Linked DNA regions of Homo sapiens: region 1 is linked to region 2. A link is an interaction called in ENCODE POLR2A ChIA-PET data of the cell type or tissue named here. Cell type or tissue: Panc1. All regions are shown on one strand. Each heading gives the region's core, and the rest is flanking DNA. Links, peaks and the distances in the headings are about the cores only. Region 1 holds the start of RAMP2 (receptor activity modifying protein 2). Region 2 has its middle 18 kb from the start of G6PC1.

What was found. ChIA-PET counts read pairs that join two places held together with the same protein. Peaks named below come from ENCODE experiments on the same cell type or tissue, not always from the same donor. Only the 100,000 strongest peaks of a DNase experiment are listed, where the experiment ranks them.
Region 1: POLR2A ChIA-PET joins it to region 2 with 12 read pairs; 7 of 35 experiments call an interaction of 5 or more read pairs at or near these places.

What each region holds. Positions count from the first base shown.
Region 1 is chr17:42,757,003-42,769,836 of GRCh38, forward strand. RAMP2 (receptor activity modifying protein 2) reads left to right here and starts at 4,225. Exons shown (of 4, transcript NM_005854.3): 1 at 4,225-4,356; 2 at 4,832-4,897; 3 at 5,353-5,461; 4 at 5,595-6,039. The coding sequence starts at 4,260. The coding sequence ends at 5,850. RAMP2-AS1 (RAMP2 antisense RNA 1) reads right to left here and starts at 4,255. Exons shown (of 6, transcript NR_024462.1): 1 at 3,878-4,255; 2 at 3,633-3,709; 3 at 3,424-3,511; 4 at 2,737-2,878. RefSeq lists a silencer at 4,339-4,428. In Panc1, for the core only: CTCF peaks have their summits at 6,612 (motif pointing left) and 6,816; a DNase peak (open chromatin) is centred at 6,563.
Region 2 is chr17:42,915,453-42,922,462 of GRCh38, forward strand. No RefSeq gene overlaps it. Among named protein-coding and RNA genes, the nearest start is that of G6PC1, 18 kb to the left of the region's middle. RefSeq lists an enhancer at 1,613-2,371. In Panc1, for the core only: no CTCF peak of the experiment used is centred there; no DNase peak of the experiment used is centred there.

The DNA of each region.
Region 1 (12,834 bases), core at 5,328-7,827, 160 kb before region 2:
TGGTGAAACCCTGTCTCTAGTAAAAATACAAAAATTAGCTGGGCCTTGTAGGGGGCATCTGTAATCCCAGCTACTGGGAGGCTAAGGCAGGAGAATTGCTTGAACCTGGGAGGCGGAGGTTGCAGTGAGCTAAGATCACACCACTGCACTCCAGCCTGGGCAACAGAGCAAGACTCTGTCTCAAAAATAAATAAATAAAAAACAAACAAAGAAAACCCCCTAGATTTCACTGGACATAAGGAAAAAAAAGACTAAAGGCAATACTACGTACAGTTAAAAAGAAAGAGGCATACATACATATGTAGTATCATGGAAAGATATCCAAGACATGTTACTAAGTGTTCCCTCCTTTCCTTCCTTTTTCCCCTTCCCCTTCCCCTTCCCTTCCTTTCTTTCTTCTTTTTCTATTTGGAGACAAGGTCTCACTCTGTAGCCCATGCTGGAATGCAGTGGCATGATCATGGCTCACTGCAGCCTTAAAATTCTGGGCTCAAGGGATCCTCCTGTCTCAGCCTGCTGTGGAGCTGGGACTACAGGCATGTGCCACCAAGCCTGGCTAATTTATTTTTATTTTTTGTAGAGACAGGGTCTTGCCATGTTGCCCAGGCTGGTCTTGAACTCCTGACTTCAAGTGATCCTCCTGCCTTGGTCTTCCAAAGTGTTGGGTTTACAGGTGTGAGGCACTGTGCCTGGCTTCTTTATTATCATTATTATTATTTTAGACAGAGTCTCGCTATATCACCCAGGTTAGTCTCCAATTCCTGGGCTCAAGTTCCTGCTTCAGGCTCCCGAGTAACTGGGATTACAGGCATGAGCTGCATACCCAGCAATAGTATCACATTTTTTAAAAGACACTGAGGCCAGGCACAGTGGCTCACACCTGTAATCCCAGCATTTTGGGAGGCCAAGGCAGGTGGATCCCTTGAGGTCAGGAGTTCAAGACAAGCCTGGCCAACCTGGTGAAACCCTGTCTCTACTAAAATACAAAAATTAGCTGGATGTGGCGGCGTACACATGTAATCCCAGCTGCTCAGGAGGCTGAGGCAGTAGAATCACCTGAACCTGGGAAGCGGAGGTTGCAGTGAGCCAAGATGGCGCCACTGCACTCCAGCCTGGGCAACAGAGCAAGACTCCATCTCAAGAAAAAAAAAAGTCACTGAATAATAGGAGTATCAAATCCCATTTATGCTTTCCTTTAAAAAAATCCAGAATATGTGGGAAATGAGATATGAGTGGGGATACAAAGTTTTCTGGGTTAAATATTTTGCAACAAGTATATACTTACATATTACTTGCAATTTAAAAACTGTATTTTTTAATAGCAAAAGCAGAAAGGGGCTTAGAAAGGGAATGTGAGGGCCCTCAGGAGTGGAAAACAGGGGACTTCCCATGACGAAACTAGCTTCTGTTCCTAATACGGCCCTTCCTCTACCCATTGCTACAGATCATCAGATCGTGGGACTATCTCCTATGGCTACATGGAAAAGAAAGGTGAGGTCTCCTGTCCCTATTCATCTCCAAAGACCCCCAAAGTAAACCCTCAGTTACCCGGATGCTCTCAGAGGTCGATAAAAACATTCAAACATCCAACTGGCATGGAAAAGTGGAAGAGGAAAATCAAAACGAGAGAAAATTCCCAGATTCTCCAATTAGACAGTTTGGACACCTGAGCTCAGGAATGACTACAATAAGTTCTCCTTTGGAGGTCTCAACATCATGATGCAAACTTAACCCCAACCCTAGGCTAAAAATAAAACTTCCCAAGGGCCAGGTGCAGTGGTTCATGCCTGGAATCCCAACACTTTAAGAGACTGATGCAGGAAGATTGCTTGAAGCCAGGAGTTCGAGACCAGCCTCGGCAAAAAAGCAAGACCCCCATATCTACAAAAAATATGCCTGCTGTCCTAGCTACTTGGGAGACTGAACCAGGAGGATCTCTTGAGCCTAGAAGCTCAAGACTGCAGCATGCCATGATTCTTCCACCGCACTCCAATGTGGGCAACAGAGTGAGCCCCTGTTCCTAAAAAGTAAAGTAAGATAAAAATAAAATAGGAACTTCCTACCAAGTTACCTATATTTTCTTTTTTGATCTTAAGGCCATTTTACATATGAAAATCTTGAGCTCCAGAGATGTGAAATAACCTGCTCAAGTTACTTGCAGTAAGACAGAGGCAGAACCTACCTTCAGAATCCTCATCAGTTTTTTTCTTTCATCCGTTATGATTATCCATTATCATTATGCCATATTGTCCTTTTTTTTTTTTTTTGAGATAGGGCACAATCACAGCTCTCTGCAGCCTCAACCTCTGGGGCTCAAGTGATCCTCCTGCCTCAGCCTCCCGAGTAGCTGGGACTACAGGTGCACACCACTATGCCAGGCTAATTTTTTAAAAATTTTTTTATAGTTTTTTTTTTGTAGAGACAGGGTTTCACTATGTTGCCCAGGCTCTATTTTAAATCTAACATTTGCTTTTGTCCCCTTTAATCTTGACCCCAACCCCAGTCCTAACCCATAGTGGGCTCATGTGCTTCTGGCCCCAACCCAGTGAAAATGGCTTGTTTTGCTTTCTGCACCTCCTTGCTCCTTCCTCCCATCTTATCACTCAGAAATCTCCCATGCTTCCTTCTTGAAAGGAGCAATCCTAGGCAGGCAGGAAGGACTAGATTTGGTCCCAGCCTGAAATGTCTCAGAGACTGCATGGCTCTTTTCTGCATCATTGTAGAAATGATCCTTACCAGGAGGACTTTGGAGTTCACGTCAAGCAGGCCATTGACTCTCTCCCACTGGATTCTTTGCAAAAGCAGCCTCTTGACCATAGAGGAGGACAACAGGTTATCCGTGCCCATGATCCAAGAGCTTGAGATCCTGAGATGAAGACTTCAGGAGAGATCAGGACAGATAATTTGTGGTGGGCAGGAATCAGTAAACTGGGACAACAGCAGCAGCTGAGTCCAAGGGTCAGTGTCTGGGAGTAATTTAGGAAAGTTTGGTGCTGACAGCTGTGTCTGGGACTTGAACGTCATGGCCAAACCAGCTCCTGGGCTCCTCAGCTGCTTCAGACTAATGAACCTCTGGCCCAGGACACAAGAAGCAGCTGTGGTGTGGCTGAAGTCAGGACCCCCGGAGGCCCAGACTCAGCCTTGCTGCTTCCTTAACAGTGTGACCTTAGATAAGTCACTTAGGAAAAGAGGAAAGGAAACTAGCATTTAGCGAGTGCAGTGCCCTTTCACAGCTGCCATCATACAGTGAGGAGGGGAATGTCCCTATTTCACATGAGAAGTCCTGAAGGTAAACGTGTCATTCAAGGCTCTATAGCTGGGGAGTAAGAAGACAGAATTAGAACCCAGAGCTTCTGAATTCAAATCCCGGGCTGTTGGCCCTGAGCTTTAGCTTCTCGGTCTGTAAAATGGTGTTACACTCACCTGGCACATGAAGTCGCACACTGAAGGTTCTAAAACCCCTCCATTCTTTCTCCCAACCGTGGTCCTGAAGAGCTGTGGCACCTTCTTCCTGGGAACGTAGTCATCGTATTTTGCCCTCCCCACAACAGGTTTGTGGGGTCTAGGCCCCAGGAGGTGTCTGAAGGGAAGGTATTTGGACTTTGCTTTCCCCTCTACCCCACTCCCCAGACCTTCTCCCGACTCCAGAGGGCTGGCTCCCGCTTCTCCTCCCTGGTTTTGGCTGGCGGACTGACATCAGCTGGTATTCCTAGGGATAGGATAAGGAACCCTGAGCTGCATGGCTCAGCTCCAGGCGCCCCTTCCCCCACAACCCAGGACAGCCCCTTAGAAGCAGCGGCGTCGAGAGGCCGCTGGAGCTCCCAGCCCCCTCCCTCTTCTCCACGTCTGGGAGAGCAGCTTGCCGACCCCTCCAGACCCGAAAGAGAGAGGGGGCGACTCGAATTCGGGGAGCGATCCTGGGAGACCCTGGAGAGTCCTGGGCGCCACGCAGCCGAGCCCCCGAAATAGATCCCGGTTCCGGGGTTCCGGGAGCTGTCCAGCCTCGCGGGGTGAGCTACGAGAGGGTGGGCCAACGCCGGCGAGGCGGAGGGAGCCGCGGGCGCCAGGCGCGGGTGAGGCAGCGACTCCCCCTCCAGCCGCGGGCCCCGAGCGTCGCCCCCGCCCCCCACGTGGCCGCCGCCGTCCCAGCCCCTCCGAGGAAGCGGCGCGGCTTCCTGCAGCTTGGGCTGGGGATATAGGCGCCCCCACACCCGGGCCCGGCTCAGCGCCGCCGCCGCTCCTCGCCTCCTTGCTGCACGATGGCCTCGCTCCGGGTGGAGCGCGCCGGCGGCCCGCGTCTCCCTAGGACCCGAGTCGGGCGGCCGGCAGCGCTCCGCCTCCTCCTCCTGCTGGGCGGTGAGCGCGGCGCCCCGAGGCCCGGGCGGGAGGCGCGAGAGGCCCCGGAGGGGAGAGGGGAGAGGGGAGAGGGGCTGGATGGCCGAGGCCGGAACGGGCCCTGGGGTGCGGGTTAGGACCGACGTACCTAGCAGCACTGGCCCTCGGACGGTCCCTGACCCCACCTCGGGGCGGGCGCAGCATGAGCTGCTTCCCACCCAGGGAAAGCTGGGGTGCTGGCCCCGGCCCCTCGAAGAGGGCTTAGGAGGACGGAAGCTGGCCAGAGATGAGGGGGCTTTGGGCCTGGGTGTGAGTGACAAGGAGCTGGTGCCAGCCCCTCCCTCCCCGGCACTGAGGCGTCCGTGGGGGCTAGATTATTCCTCCTTTTCTTCCAAGGTAGCCTATTTTCGGAGGGTCTCAGTCCCCCAACCCCCCTCGCAGGCTCCACTGCCGGGGTCCCCGCTATGTTACCCTCCTCTCCCGTTTCTTCCCACAGCTGTCCTGAATCCCCACGAGGCCCTGGCTCAGCCTCTTCCCACCACAGGCACACCAGGGTCAGAAGGTGGGTACCCAGGGTGTGGAAGGGTGGCCGAGGGTAAGGACGAGAGCAAGTTCAGTGGGGAGGGTTCCTTTCCCACGAGGCCTGCCCAACCCCAGCTGATGCCCCACTACACTCCCCTCTGTTCTTTCTTGGGGTTCCTCGTGGTCTTTCTCCCTGTCCTCCTACAAAGCCCCTGCACGGCTCTGAGCTGCCCACCTCACAAGTGGGCGAGAAGACCCCAGGAAAAGGTGTACGTGGAAGTTCTTATCAGGCTGGGATGGAAAGTGCTTAGCACATGGAAGTCATTATAGGATTCCTGAGCTGGGACTCTGTCCTCAGCCAGAATGTTTTGCTAGGGAAACTTTCTGAAGGGTTCCCACGTTTGAAGACAGGCAGTTCACCTTGCAAGCACCTGGGCAGGAGGGTTTGTAGGGAGGGGTAGGGGTGTGGTCATTGTGTAGCATCTGTACCTACAGGGGGGACGGTGAAGAACTATGAGACAGCTGTCCAATTTTGCTGGAATCATTATAAGGATCAAATGGATCCTATCGAAAAGGATTGGTGCGACTGGGCCATGATTAGCAGGTAGGGGCAGTGATGGAGGGTGGCTCAGGCCAGGGGGTGGACCTGCTCATTGCAGGTAGACCCTGAGTGAGAGTGGGGCACTCTTCTCCCTGGGTCCACCCCCTCTCTCACTCAAGTCCTCTTCTGCCCCTAGGCCTTATAGCACCCTGCGAGATTGCCTGGAGCACTTTGCAGAGTTGTTTGACCTGGGCTTCCCCAATCCCTTGGCAGAGAGGATCATCTTTGAGACTCACCAGATCCACTTTGCCAACTGCTCCCTGGTGCAGCCCACCTTCTCTGACCCCCCAGAGGATGTACTCCTGGCCATGATCATAGCCCCCATCTGCCTCATCCCCTTCCTCATCACTCTTGTAGTATGGAGGAGTAAAGACAGTGAGGCCCAGGCCTAGGGGGCCACGAGCTTCTCAACAACCATGTTACTCCACTTCCCCACCCCCACCAGGCCTCCCTCCTCCCCTCCTACTCCCTTTTCTCACTCTCATCCCCACCACAGATCCCTGGATTGCTGGGAATGGAAGCCAGGTGGGGTCATGGCACAAGTTCTGTAATCTTCAAAATAAAACTTTTTTTTTGTACAATGTCCTTCTCCCCATTTCAGTGGAACCTGTGTCCTTCCCTGCCACTGCCACAGGCCCTCAGCCCTGGGTAGTAGAACTGGAAAAATCTGGATGGCCCATTGTTCTGTTCATTTCACCTGCCCCCCTGCTCCCTGCCTCCATGAAGGTCACACCCCTATATTCTTTCCTCCCAGGCGGGCCTTTCCTGCCTATATCCAAACTCGGCTCCAGGAAACAAGCAGGAAGAGACTCCCTTCCGGTCTGGACAGCAGCTGGGGGCCTGCAACTGGGGAGGTGTGGGGGAAGGGGCAAGGGAGGAATCTCTGCTTGTGACTCCTGCAAGAGGAGCAGGAGGCTGCCCAGGAGCCCTGACTATTCCTCTTCTTCATGCTTCAGTTTACTCACAGGGCCTGGGAAGAGGAACCCTGACTGAGCAACAGGAATCCATTCCTAAGGCCCTCACAATTGAGGGAGAAAGCAGTGGGGGCTTCCTTTACTAGGTTCACCACCCCTCTCCATGTCCCTTGCCCTCATCCTACATTGTCCTGGACTGGGTGTGGCCTGCAGCCTAGCAACACACTGCCCCCTGGTGTCCACTAAAGCCAGCAACCAGAAGACGTATCTGATCTGGAAGAAGCTCAAGGCTGAGGAGCACTGGACCCTGGGGTCAGAAAACTGCCATCTCTACAGCAATCACTAGTTCCTTGTTTGTTTGTTTGTTTGTTTGTTTGTTGAAACAAGGTCTCATTCTGTCACCCAGGCTGGAGTTCAGTGGCACAAACATGGCTCACTGCAGCCTCGACCTCCTGGGCTCAAGGATCCTCCCATCTCAGACTTCCAAGTAGCTGGGACCACAGGCGTGAGCCACCATGCCCAGCTAATTTTTTTTTTTTTTTTTTTTTTTTGAGATGGAGTCTTGCTCCGTCACCCAGGCTGGAGGGCAGTGGCATGCTCTCGGCTAACTGCAAACTCTGCCTCCTGGTTCATGCCATTCTCCTGCCTCAGCCTCCAGAGTAGTTGGGACTACAGGTGCTCGCCACCACGCCCGGCTAATTTTTTGTATTTTTGGTAGAGACAGGGTTTCACTGTGTTATCCAGGATGATCTCGATCTCCTGACCTCATGATCCACCCACCTCGGCCTCCCAAAGTGCTGGGATTACAGGCACGAGCCACCACACCCGGCCTAATTTTTTTTTTAAGTTTTTTTATACAGATGGGGTCTCACCGTGTTGCCCAGGCTAGTCTTGAACTCCTGGCCTCAAGTGCTCCTCCCCAGTCAGTCTCCCAAAGTGCTGGGATTACAAGCATGAGCCTGCTGTGCCTGCACAACCACTAGTTCTTAGCTGGACCCCGCTATCAGCTTCCTGAGACAAACAACACTCTCTTCAGATACCTTCCTACTTTCTAGGATCATACCCAGCCCCTCTCTACAAGTCACCATTGCTGTATATGAACACACCTATATGTTCCCTGGATAGTGAGGCCCATTTCTTACCAGGTAACCTACACCTTCAACTCTCCATCAGACACAACTGCCAGGTCTCCAAAAATATCTCCAAAACAACTTTATTCTCCATGGATACATCTGTTTACTCCTTGTGGCACCCCGAGCCTCTTTAGGGACTTTCCTTCTTGTTGAAATATCTGCCTTCTTGAGTACATGCATGTCCATTTCTTGGGGTATCCTGCCTTTTCCATATATGCTTGTATGATTCCTGGAACATGCCTATTCATTCTCTGAGACACACATCTCTCAGGGTGCATCTGTTTTTCTAGGCACACATATGTTCCCTAAAAATATTTTGAGTTTTCTGACCGGGCGCGGTGGCTGACACCTGTAATCCCAGCACTTTGGGATGCCAAGGCTGGTGGATCACCTGAAGTCAGGAATTCGAGACCAGCCTAACCAATATGGTGAAACCCGTCTCTATTAAAAATACAAAAATTAGCCAGGCGTTGGGGTGTGTGTTTGTAGTCCCACTACTTAGGAGGCTGAGATAGGAGAATTGCTTGAACCTGGGAGGCAGAGGTTGCAGTGGGCCAAAGATCGCTCCATTGCACTCCAGCCTGGGTGACAGAGCGAGATTCTGTCTCAAAAAAAAGTATATATATTTTGAGTTTTCACCTGAAATACAGGTTTCCTTAATTTCCATGAATGCATCTGTCTTCCCTAAAGGTATATCTACTCCCTTTGTAGCATGTATTTGCCTTCATGCATTTTATTAATATACATCAAGGACCTGCTGGTATAAAACACTGTGTGTGCCGGGCACAGTGGCTCACGCACTCCCAGCACTTTGGGAGTGTAATCCCAGCACTTTGAGAGGCTGAGGCGGGTAGATCACAAGATCAGGAGTTCAAGACCAGCCTGACCAAGACAGTGAAACCCCATCTCTACTAAAAATACAAAACTTAGCCAGTTGCAGTGACAGGCGCCTGTAATCCCAGCTACTCGGGAGGCTGAGGCAGGAGAATTGCTTGAACCTGGGTGGCAGACGTTGTGGTGAGCCAAGATCACGCCACTGCACTCCAGCCTGGGTGACAGAGTGAGACTCCATCTCAAAAACAAAACAAAACAAAACAAAAAAGACACTGTGTGGTGTATTATGTTGGAAAGATAGGTTAGATAGAGTCTGGTTTTCTGCCCTCAGTGGCTTTCATCTAGTGAGAAAGTTGACGTGTACAAATTAACAAACCAAAACAAAAGTGTAATGAGAATCATGCTAGGGATACAAACCAAATGTTATCTGAGTGTGAGGGAAAAAGGGATCACATCTGGCTGAGAAGATCACAAGGGGTGTGATCACAGGAGGGTGACTGCAGAGTTGGTAGATGACTAGGCCATAGCTGGAGTACGTTCTTCTAGGGGAGAGAGTAGAAAGGGAGGTGAATTAGGAAATTATTGCAATAATCCAGACCTGAGAAAATGAGGACATGGGGCAAAGGAGTGTTGAATGGGGTAATGGAAAATAATTATAAAGTAGAGGATAGGATTAAAAACGGGAGGAAGAGGCCAGATGTGGTGGCTCATACCTGTAATCCCAGCGCTTTGGGAGACTGAGGTGGGAGGATCACCTGAGGCCAGGAGTTCAAGACTAGTCAGGGTAGCATAGTGAGACCATGTCTCTACAAAAAAAAAAAAAAAACACAGGCAGGGCGAGGTGGCTCATGCCTGTAATCCCAGCACTTTGGAAGGTTGAGGTGGGTGGATCACTTGAGGTCAGGAATTTGAGACCAACATGGCGAAACACCATCTCTTTTTTTTTTTTTTTTTTTGAGACACAGCATTGCTCTGTCGCTCAGGCCAAAGTACAGTGGTGCAATTTTGGCTCACTGCAACCTCTGCCTCCCTGGTTCAAGCGATTCCTGTGACTCAGCCTCCCAAGTAGCTAGCACTACAGGCATGTGCCACCATGCCCAGCTAACTGTTATATTTGGAGTAGAGACGGGAGATTTCACCATGTTGAGTTGACCAGGCTGGTCTCGAACTCCTGAGCTTAGGTGATCCACCTGCCTCGGCCTCTCAAAATGCTGGGATTACAGGCGTGTGCCACTGCGCCCAGCCCGAAACTCCATCTCTACTGAAAATACAAAATTAGGCCAGATGCGGTGGCTCACGCCTGTAGTCCCAGTACTTCGGGAGGCTGAGATGGGCAGATCACCTAAGCTCAGGGGTTCGAGAACAGCCTGGCCAACATAGTGAAACCCTATCTCTACTAAAAATACAAAAACTAGCTGGGCGTTGTGGTGCATGCCTGTAATCTCAGCTACTCCGGAGGCTAAGGCAGGAGAATCGCTTGAACCTGGGAGGCAGAGGCTGCAGTGAGCTGAGAACGCAACATTACACTCCAGCCTGGGCAACAGAGCGAAACTCTGTCTCAAAAAAAAAAAAAAAAAAAAAAAAAGCTGGCACAGTGGCTCACGCCTGTAATCCCAGCACTACTTTGGGAGGCCAAGGTGGGTGGATCCACGAGGTAAGGGGATTGAGACCATCCTGGCTAACACAGTGAAACCCCATCTGTACTAAAAATACAAAAAATTAGCCGGGTGTGGTGGCACGCGCCTGTAGTCCCAGCTACTCAGGAGACTGAGGCAGGAGAATCGCTTGAACCCAGGAGGCAGAGGTTGCAGTTGCGCCACTGCACTCCAACCTGGCGACAGAGTGAGACCCCGTCTAAAAAAAAAAAAAAAAGCTGGGTATGGTGGCATGCACCTGTAGTCACAGCTACTCAGGAGGCTGAGGCAGGAGAATCACTTGAACCTGGGAGGCGGAGGTTGCAATGAGCCAAGATCGTGCCACTGCACTCCAGCCTGGGCAACAGAGTGAGACTCTGTCTCAAAAACAAACAAACAAACAAACAAACAAATAAGAACTCAGCTGGATGTAGTGGCACATGTCTGTAGTTCCAGCTACTTGGGAGGCTGAGTGGGGAGGATCAGGGATTCAAGGTTATGGTGAGGTATGATTGGGCCACTGCACTCCACCACTGGCAACCCTGTCTCTAAAAAAAATAAAAAAAATACCAACAGACCCTTGATGTATATTCATGAAATGCATGAAGGCAAATACATGCCATGAAGGGAGTAGATATATCTTTAGGGAAAACAGATGCATTCATGGAAATAAAGCAAACCTTTATTTCAGGTGAAAACTCAAAATATCTTTAGGGCATATTGTCCACTTCCCCATTCAACACTCCTTTGCTCCATGTCCTCATTTTCTCAAGCCTAGATTATTGCAATAATTTCCTAATTCACCTCCCTTTCTACTCTCTCCCCTAGGGAGGAAATTAGCAGGACTTGGATAAAACAGGAGGGAGAGGCCAGGGCTGAGGGAGAGGAGAGGTTAGGGGTGACTCAGGCTTTGGACTTGAGTTACTAGGACAATTATGGCAGTAATAATAGAAAAGAGCCATTGAGGAGGAAGAACTGTCCTGAAGAAAAGAATGTACAATTATAAGGTAACAGTGGAACAAGCTGTTATGTTCCACAGAGAGTTAGAAATGGGGGGATGGGAGTGGAAAGAGGTTGGGTCTGGAAATATAGGTGTGGGAGTCTCCTGCACGGAAGTGCGCCGTAACGCCATTAGATAGATGAGAACTCTAAGACAGAATGGTTCATTGAAAAGAGGAAGGCTGGCCGGGAGCAGTGGCTCGTGCCTGTAATCTCAGCACTTTGGGAAGCCAAGGCGTGCGCAGATTACCTGAGGTCAGGAGTTCAAGACCAGCCTGGCCAACATGATGAAACCCTGTCTCTACCACAAATACAAAAATTAGCCAGGCATGTTGGTGTGCGCCTATAATCCCAGTTTCTAGAGAGGCTGAGGCAGGAGAATTGCTTGAACCTGGGAGGCAGAGGTTGCAGTGAGCCAAGATCATGCCACTGCACTCCAGCCTGGGCAACAGAGCGAGACTTGGTCTCAAAAAAAAAAAAAAGAAAAAGAAAAGAAAAGAAGAAGGCTGAGTTACACTCTTAGGAAACATCACACTTAAAGAATGAGAAAAGGGCTGGGTGCAGTGGTTTATGCCTATAATCCCAGCACTAGGAGGCTGAGGCAGGAGGATTGATTGAGTTTAGGAGTTCGAGACCAGCCTGGGTAACATGGCAAAAACCCATCTCTACAAAAATTTTAAAAGTTAGCCGGGTGTGGTGGTGCATGCCTGTAGTCCCAGCTACTCAAAAGGCTGAGATGGGAAGATCGCTTGAGCCTGGGAGGTCGGGCTACAGTGAACCAAGATCACACCACTGCACTCTCCAGCCTGGGCAACAGAGTAAGACCCTGTCTCAAAAAAACAAATAAATAGGCTGGGCGTGGTGGGGTCACGCCTGTAATCTCAGCACTTTAAGAGGTCAAGGCAGGCGGATCACGAGGTCAGGAGATTGAGACCATCCTGGCTAACACAGTGAAACCCCATCTCTACTAAAAATTCAAAAAATTAGCCGGGCGTGGTGGCGGGCGCCTGTAGTCTGGAGAGCTAATGGAGAGGCTGAGGCAGGAGAATCGCTTGAATCCGGGAGGTGGAGGTTGCAGTGAGCCAAGATCATGCCACTGCACTCCAGCCTGGGCGACAGAGCAAGTCTCCATCTCAAAAATAAATAAACAAATAAGAGGGACAGAGGGAAGATCAGAGATGTAATAGCAGAACAAGAATAAAGGAGTGTCAAAGGCCAGCCATGGTGGCTCACGTCTGTAATCCCAGCACTTTGGGAGGCCGAGGCAGGCGGATCACCTGAGGTCAGGAGTTCGAGACCAGCCTGGCCAACATGGTGATACCCTGTCTCTACTAAAAAATACAAAAATTAGCCAGGCGTGGTGCGGTGCCTGTAATCTCAGTTACTCAAGAGGCTGTGACAGGGAGAATTGCTTGAACCCGGGAGGCAGAGGTTACAGTGAGCCAAGATCACACCACTGCACTCCAGCCTGGGCGAAAGAGCGAGACTCCACCTCAAAAAAAAAAAAAAAAAAAAAAAAAAAAGGCTGGGCCGGTGGCTCACGCCTGTAATCCCAGCACTTTGGGTGGCCAAGGCAGGCGGATCACCTGAGATTGGGAGTTTGAGACCAGCCTGACCAACATGGAGAAACCCCGTCTCTACTAAAAATATAAAATTAGCTGGGTGTGATGGCACATGCCTGTAATCCCAGCTACTCGGGAGGTTGAGGCAGGAGAATTGCTTGAACCCAGGAGGCGGAGGTTGCAGTGAGCTGAGATCTTGCCATTGCACTCCAGCCTGGGCAATGAGAGCAAAACTCAATCTCAAAAAAAAGGAGTGCCATAAAGTCAACGGAAATAGTGAGCTTTGAGAAGGTATTATCA
Region 2 (7,010 bases), core at 4,030-6,529:
ATCCTCCAGCCTCAGCCTCCCGAATAGCTGGGACTACAGATGCGTACCACCATGCCTGGCTAATTTTTTTATTTTTTGTAGAGACAGGGTCTCAAGCATCCTCCCGCCTTAGCCTCCCAAAGTGCTGGGATAACAGGCATGAGCTGCTGCACTCAGCCATGTTTTTGATTTTTAACAAAATTGTAACACCTTAAAAAAAATGTATAACAAGGCCGGGCACGGTGGCTCATGCCTGTAATCCCAGCACTTTGGGAAGCCAAGGCAGGCAGATCACCTGAGATCAGGAGTTCGACCTGACCAACATGGTGAAACCGCGTCTCTACTAAAAATACAAAAAATTAGCCAGACGTGGTGGCACATGCATGTAATCCCAGCTACTTGAGAGGCTGAGACAGGAGAACTGCTTGAACCGGGGAGGCAGAGGTTGCAGTGAGCCCAGATCACACCATTGCACTCCAACCTGGGCAACAAGAGTGAAACTCCATCTCAAAAAAAAAAAAAGCTGTATAACAGCTTGAGATATAATTCACAATACCATACAATTCACTCATTTAAAGTGTACAATTCAGGGGTTTTCATTCCACTCCAACCCACTCAAGCCTAGGCAACCACTAATCTACTTTCTGTCTCATAGATTTGCCTATTTGGGGCATTTCATATAAATAGACTCCTACAATATGTGGCCTTTTGTGTCTGGCCTCTTTCACTTAGCATGATGTTTTCAAGGTTTATCTGTGTTATAACATATATTGGTACTTCATTTCTTTTTATGGACAAGTAATATTCCATTGTATGAATATATAACATTGTATGAATATACCACATTTTATTTATCTGTTTATCAGGCCAGGCATGGTGGCTCACATCTGTAATCCCAGCACTTTGGGAGGCTGAGGCAGGAGGATTACTTGAGCCTAGGAGTTCAAAACCAGCCTGGGCAACACAGGGAGACCTCGTGTCTACAAATAATAAAAGATTAGCTGGGCATGGTGGCACATGCCTGTAGTCTCAGCTACTCAGGAGGCTGAGGTGGGAAGGATGGCTTGAGCCTTGGAGATGGAGGCTGCAGTAAGCCACTGCACTCCAGCCTGGGCAACAGAGCAAAAGCCTGTCTCCAAATAATGAATGAATGAATGAATGAATGAATGATAAATAAATATTTGTTAATCAGTTGATGGATAACTGGCTTGTTTCTGCTTTTTGGCTATTATGAATAACAGTGCTATGAACATTTGTGTGCAAGTCATTGTGTGGTTGCATAGTTTCATTTCTCTTGGGTACATTCTTAGGAGTGGAATTGCTGGGAGATGTGGGAACTCTATATTTAACCCTTTAAGGAACTGCCAGACTGTTTTCCCGAAGGCTTAGTTAGGAAAGTTTTACAGTATTTTTGGTTTTATCATCTCTTGATTTCCTAGGATCATACCCTTTATCATAACTTTATCTACTTCTATGCTTTGGAAAGGTTTCAAAGGAAGACCGATTAGGTGGTCAGATTTTTCTTTTTCCTTTTTTTTTTTTTTGAGACAGAGTCTCTCTCTGTTGCCCAGGCTGGAGTGTGGTGGCACCATTACTGCTTACTGCAGCCTTGACCTCTCAGGCTCAAGTGATCCTCCTGCCTCAGCCTCCCATGTAGCTGGGACCACAGGCACGCACCACCACACCTGGCTTTTTTTTTTTTTTTTTTTTTTTTTTTTTTTTGTAGAGACAAGGTCTCACTATATTGCCCAGGCTGGTCTCCAACTCCTGGGCTCAAGTGATCCTCTTTCCTTAGCCTCCCAAAGTGCGGGGATTACAGGTGTGAGCCACTCACCCGACCAGGTGGTCAGATTTTACGTGAGGAACTCTCAGCGCACTCCTCCACTTGCGTTGCCAATTTCTTTGTTATTCCAACAGGCATTCCGGGAACGTTACATTTGAAGACATGTCTGCATATCTGAAATTCCAGCCCTAATTAATTGACTCATTGTTTGCAACCTGTCAAAATTTGCTGACTTGTTTTCTGAAAACCATGACTTCAGCTGCTGAATTATTAATATTCATTGACTTCACTCTGCAGTAACTGCTGAACTAGGCTGTAAGGCCTGTTTGTGTGAATAAGATAGGACGATACCATTTGTATGCAAAAGTTTTTCAAGTGTCTCCTTGATAATAGGAAACACTCTGGCTAAATAGCCTTCTGGTTATATGGTTAAGGAAATAATTGACTAGAAGTGGCATGAAGAAGCAGACAACAAAAGTCACTTCCATCAGGGAACCAAGACCTTCATTAATCCAGAGGGAAAACTAGTGATTTTTCTAGTCCAGTGATGGGCAATTCGAAGCTCAAAGTCTAATTTCAGGGAGAAAGATGAAAAACCTGCATCCAGCCGGGCCTGGTGGCTCACAGCTGTAATCCCAGCACTTTGGGAGGTCGAGGTGGGTGGATCACCTGAGGCCAGGAGTTCGAGACCAGCGTAGCCAACATGGTGAAACCCCGTATCTACTAAAAATACAAAAATTAGCCGGGCGTGGTGGCTTATGCCTGTAGTTCCAGCTACTTGGGAGGATGAGGCAGGAGAATCGATTGAACCTGAGAGGTTACTGTGAGCTGAGATTGCGCCACTGCACTCCAGCCTGGGCAACAGAGTGAGGCTCCATCTCAAAAACAAACAAACAAACAAACAAATAAAATACAAAGCTGCATCTGGACTGGGCATAGTGTCTTATACCTGTAATCCCAGGACTTTGGGAGGTCCAGGTAGGATTGCTTGAGGCCAGGAGTTCAAGAGCAGCCTGTGCAACATGGCAAGACCCTACCTATACAAAAAAAAAAATTTTTAATAAAAATTAGGCCGGGTGCAGTGGCTCATGCCTATAATTCCAGCACTTTTGGGAGGTCGAGGGAGGCGGATCACTTGAGGTCAGGAGTTCGAGACCATCCTGGCCAACATGGTAAAACCCCGTCTCTACTAAAAATACAAAAATTAACTGGGCATTGTGGTGCGTGCCTGTAGTCCTAACTACTCGGGAGGCTGAGGCAGAAGAATCACTTGAACTTGAGATGCGGAGGTTGCAGTGAGCCGAGATCTTGCCACTGCACTCCAACCTGGTGACAGAGTGAGACTCTGTCTCAAAAAAAAAAAAAAAAAAAAAAAAAATGAGCCGGGCATTATGGTGTGCTCCTGTAGTCCCAGCTACTCAGGAGACGAGGTGGGAAAATTGGTTGAGCCTGAGAGGGTGAAGCTGCAGTGAGCCATGATTGTGCCACTGTACTCCAGCCTGGGTGACAGAGCAAGACCCTGCCTCTAAAAAAATAAATACATAAAAATAAAGCTGCATCTGGGCTGCTCTTCTCAATAAAAGAAAGAAGTCTATAAATATTTTTTATTTGTCCTGAGTTGGCCTTTATTTCAAAAAAGAAAGTTGCTCACTATAAATTCTACTCAAAAACATTTTTCATTTCATGAATATAGAAATGAAGGCCAAGAGAGGTGAAATGGTGCCTCTAAGTCACGTAACTAACATGTTCACAGGTCTCTTGATTCTCAGCAAAGAGCAGTCTCCTCTCTGCCAGTCTCCTGCGTATATTTGGGCTGCTGTGTCAACATGCAGCTGTTGAAACAGAAGTAAAAGACATATGTAAACAGTACAGTCAGATTATTTGAGCCAGACTGAGGGCTTATTAACCAAATTAAAGGCAAAGCTAGAATAATTGTGTTTGAAGTGGCCTTCTCCTAATTATGTTATGGGTTTCTTTCTTCTTTTACTTTCGTTAAGTCTCCCCAGGACACAGGGTAATAACTAACTACAACCAGGAACAGCTGGGTGTGTTTATGGGGTTTGGGGTTTTTTTTAGCAAGAAGCTAGTTTTCCAGCCAGCAAATTTTCAATACTTTCCTTTCTGCCACCTCCTCACTTTCTTCTTCTGCTCTTCTCATTCCATAATTATTGCCCTCAGAACAGTTCAACTCAGCTTCAACACTGGAATGGTCTCATTCTGCTCCATCACAGAACTGGGGATTCTAATCCTTTATTATTCTGTGCTCCTTCCTCTCTCTCCAGAGGCAAAAAGAATGAAAATTGGGGCCGGGCGCAGTGCCTCACACCTGTAATCTCAACACTTTGGGAGGCCGAGGCAGGTGGATCACTTGAGGTCAGGAGTTCGAGACCAGTCTGGCCAAAATGGCAAAACCCCGTCTCTACTGAAAATACAAAAATTAGCCAGACGTGGTAGCACATGCCTGTAATCCCAGCTACTCGAGAGGCTGAGGCAGGAGAATCTTTTGAACCTGGGAGGCTCAGGTTGCAGTGAGCTGAGATTGCACCACTGCACTCCAGCCTGGGTGGCAAAAAAAAACAAACAAAAAAAAACAAACAGGAATTTGTGGGGAAAAAAAATAGTGAAAATCAAATTTCTTTCTCTCCATTGTGAACTGTTTCGGGATTCTTGACAGAGGCATGCCACCTTTGAGGGCACCAATGTCATCTTTTCGACTCCATCTTTCATTCTAATCTCCTTCTACCCCGGCTGATTGACAATGCTGCCACTGATCCCTGCTTGATCCACCCTGGCCATTAACTCAAATGAGCCTTTTGAGAGATGTAATTTGGCTTAATTGATTTAACAAGCTGGGTGGCATAAGTCAGTTTCTCTTCACTTAGATCTTTAAACTGCCAAGGTCTTTCCTGCCAGTCCATTTGTTCCCTACACAGTGACTGCAATGGAATGACAGGGGCGTCATCTCTCCTTACAGACTGTTGTGAAACCACTGTGGACACCCCTGCACCAAAGCCTCCAAAGGGCTCTTCGGTGCAGGAGCCTTAGGTGAGGCCCTGAGTCCTGATGGGTATTAGTGTCGATCGGGGAGAAGCTGACACAGCAGCCTTGGTCTTTGATCTGGCTCTTTGAGCCTTGTCAGCAGGCTCACTAGCTACAGCAGCCACCAACTGTTATCTCCAGAACTATGCCCTTTCTCATTTTTCACCTGTGCTCTGCACAGCTATAAGATACTCTGCACAGCTTCTAGGAACTTCCAAAGGGTAAATGATCCCAAATGTAAAGATTTCATCAACTGGTGAGTTAATTTATCCTCTAGTTAGGAGATAGCTGAACTCAACCCGCTCTGTTGTTGTTGGTTGAGACAGGGTCTCACTCTCGCCCAGGCTGGAGTGCAGTGGCCCGATCATGGCTCGCTGCAGCCTCAACCTCCCAGGCTCAAGTGATCCTCCCACCTCAGCCTCCCGAGTATCTGGGTCTACAGGTGTGTGCCACCATGCCTGGCTAATTTTGGAGGTTTTTTGGTATGTATTTGCAGAAATGAGGTCTACTTATGTTGTCCAAGCTGGTCTCAAACTCCTGGGCTCAAGCAATCCTCCCACTTCAGCCTCCCAAAATGCTGGGATTATAGGCGTGAGCCACTGCACCCAGCTCAGGTCTGTCTTAAGTAGATTTGTCACTCTAAATTCCAAAATCTTTCCCTCCCATCAGGTCTACTTTTTGAAACAACTGGAGTTGTCCCATCTCAGTTTACATAAGTAAAATGACTCTTGACTCCGGCCCTCTTGTAGAGACCTTGAGCTGAATATGTTACTAGGTACCCACAGATGTGCACGTGGTTAAATACAGGATAAAGTGTGCAGCCAGATTGAGAGTCTTAGCCAAAGAGTGAGGGGGAAATGGGCAGGGCTGGCAGAGAGCCACCTATTGTTAGTTTGGTAAATAAACTGCTCTCCCCAAAAAAGGCTCTGGGTGTACTTCATATTGTTGTTAAATCACCAGGGAGAGGAAAGAGTAAAACAAAACACATTCTCAGATGAACAAAGAACGTAGTTAAGACAAACTCTGCCTAACACTGGTGCTTAATGATTCTCAGCTTGGATTGCACTTCTTCAGAGAAGGTGGAAGAGATGACATACTTCTCTGTTCTCTCATTGCTGTAAAACTCATGTCCAATACTGTTGGTACACACTCCCATTTTAATTTCTGTTTGTTACTAATGAAAAAGATCCTAATTTAATTGTTTCTCACTGTCCAAGTTAAGGTTGAGAATGGAAAAAAAAAATCCCAGGTCAAATAGCCTTCTGATGAGGTTGTTTTGTTTTTGTTTTGTTTTGTTTTGTTTTGTTTTTGAGATGGAGTCTCTCTCTGTCACCCAGGTTGGAGTGCAGTGGCGTGATCTCGGCTCACTGCAACCTCTGCCTCCCAGGTTCAAGCGATTCTCTTGCCTCAGCCTCCCAAGTAGCTGGGATTACAGGTGCCCACCACCCTACCCAGCTAATTTTTGTATTTTTAGTAGAGACAGGGTTTTACCATGTTGCCCAGGCTGGTCTCGAACTCCTAACCTCAGGTGATCCACCCATCTTGGCCTCCCAAAGTGCTGGGATTACAGGCGTGAACCACCGCGCCCAGCCTCTAATGAAGTTGTTAAGGTAAGAATTTATTAGCAAAGTGAACTTTAAATCATGTGTAAACTTTAATAATAGTTCATTCCACTGTGTGTTTCCTTGCTTCCTGGTTGTCAAATATTAATTCATACCCAGGATATATTATTTTAAAAATACGATATAGCCCCTAAAGCTTGCTGCAAATATCTATCCACCTCCTATTTCTTACAGTTCCTTGATTCAATGTCCTCTTAGTTTCTTGATCTGACTGTTCAGTTTCGTATTCTGAATTCTTGTGTTCCACGTTTAAAAACAAAAACAAAAACAAAAAAAAACAACAAAAAATGTGTGAGTATTCTTCTGTAGAAATGAGGTCTACATTGCAGCCTGATTCTGTAATAGTAATTGAAGAGTCAGTGTTACTTTTCTGTAAATGTTTCTTTGGCATCTCTGATTTATTTGGCTTCTGAAATCTAATTTCTTCCTCCTTCTTTGAAAAAGTAGGTCCCTTCCACTTGGTTTGTTGTGGTGAGCCCTGAGCAATGCCTGGAGATTGATCTTCCAGCAGACAGTGGAATGATTCCAGGAAGGTTTTAGCACCCGGCCTGTCTTTGCAGCTCTGCAGTCCTCAAAGTCTCCAAACT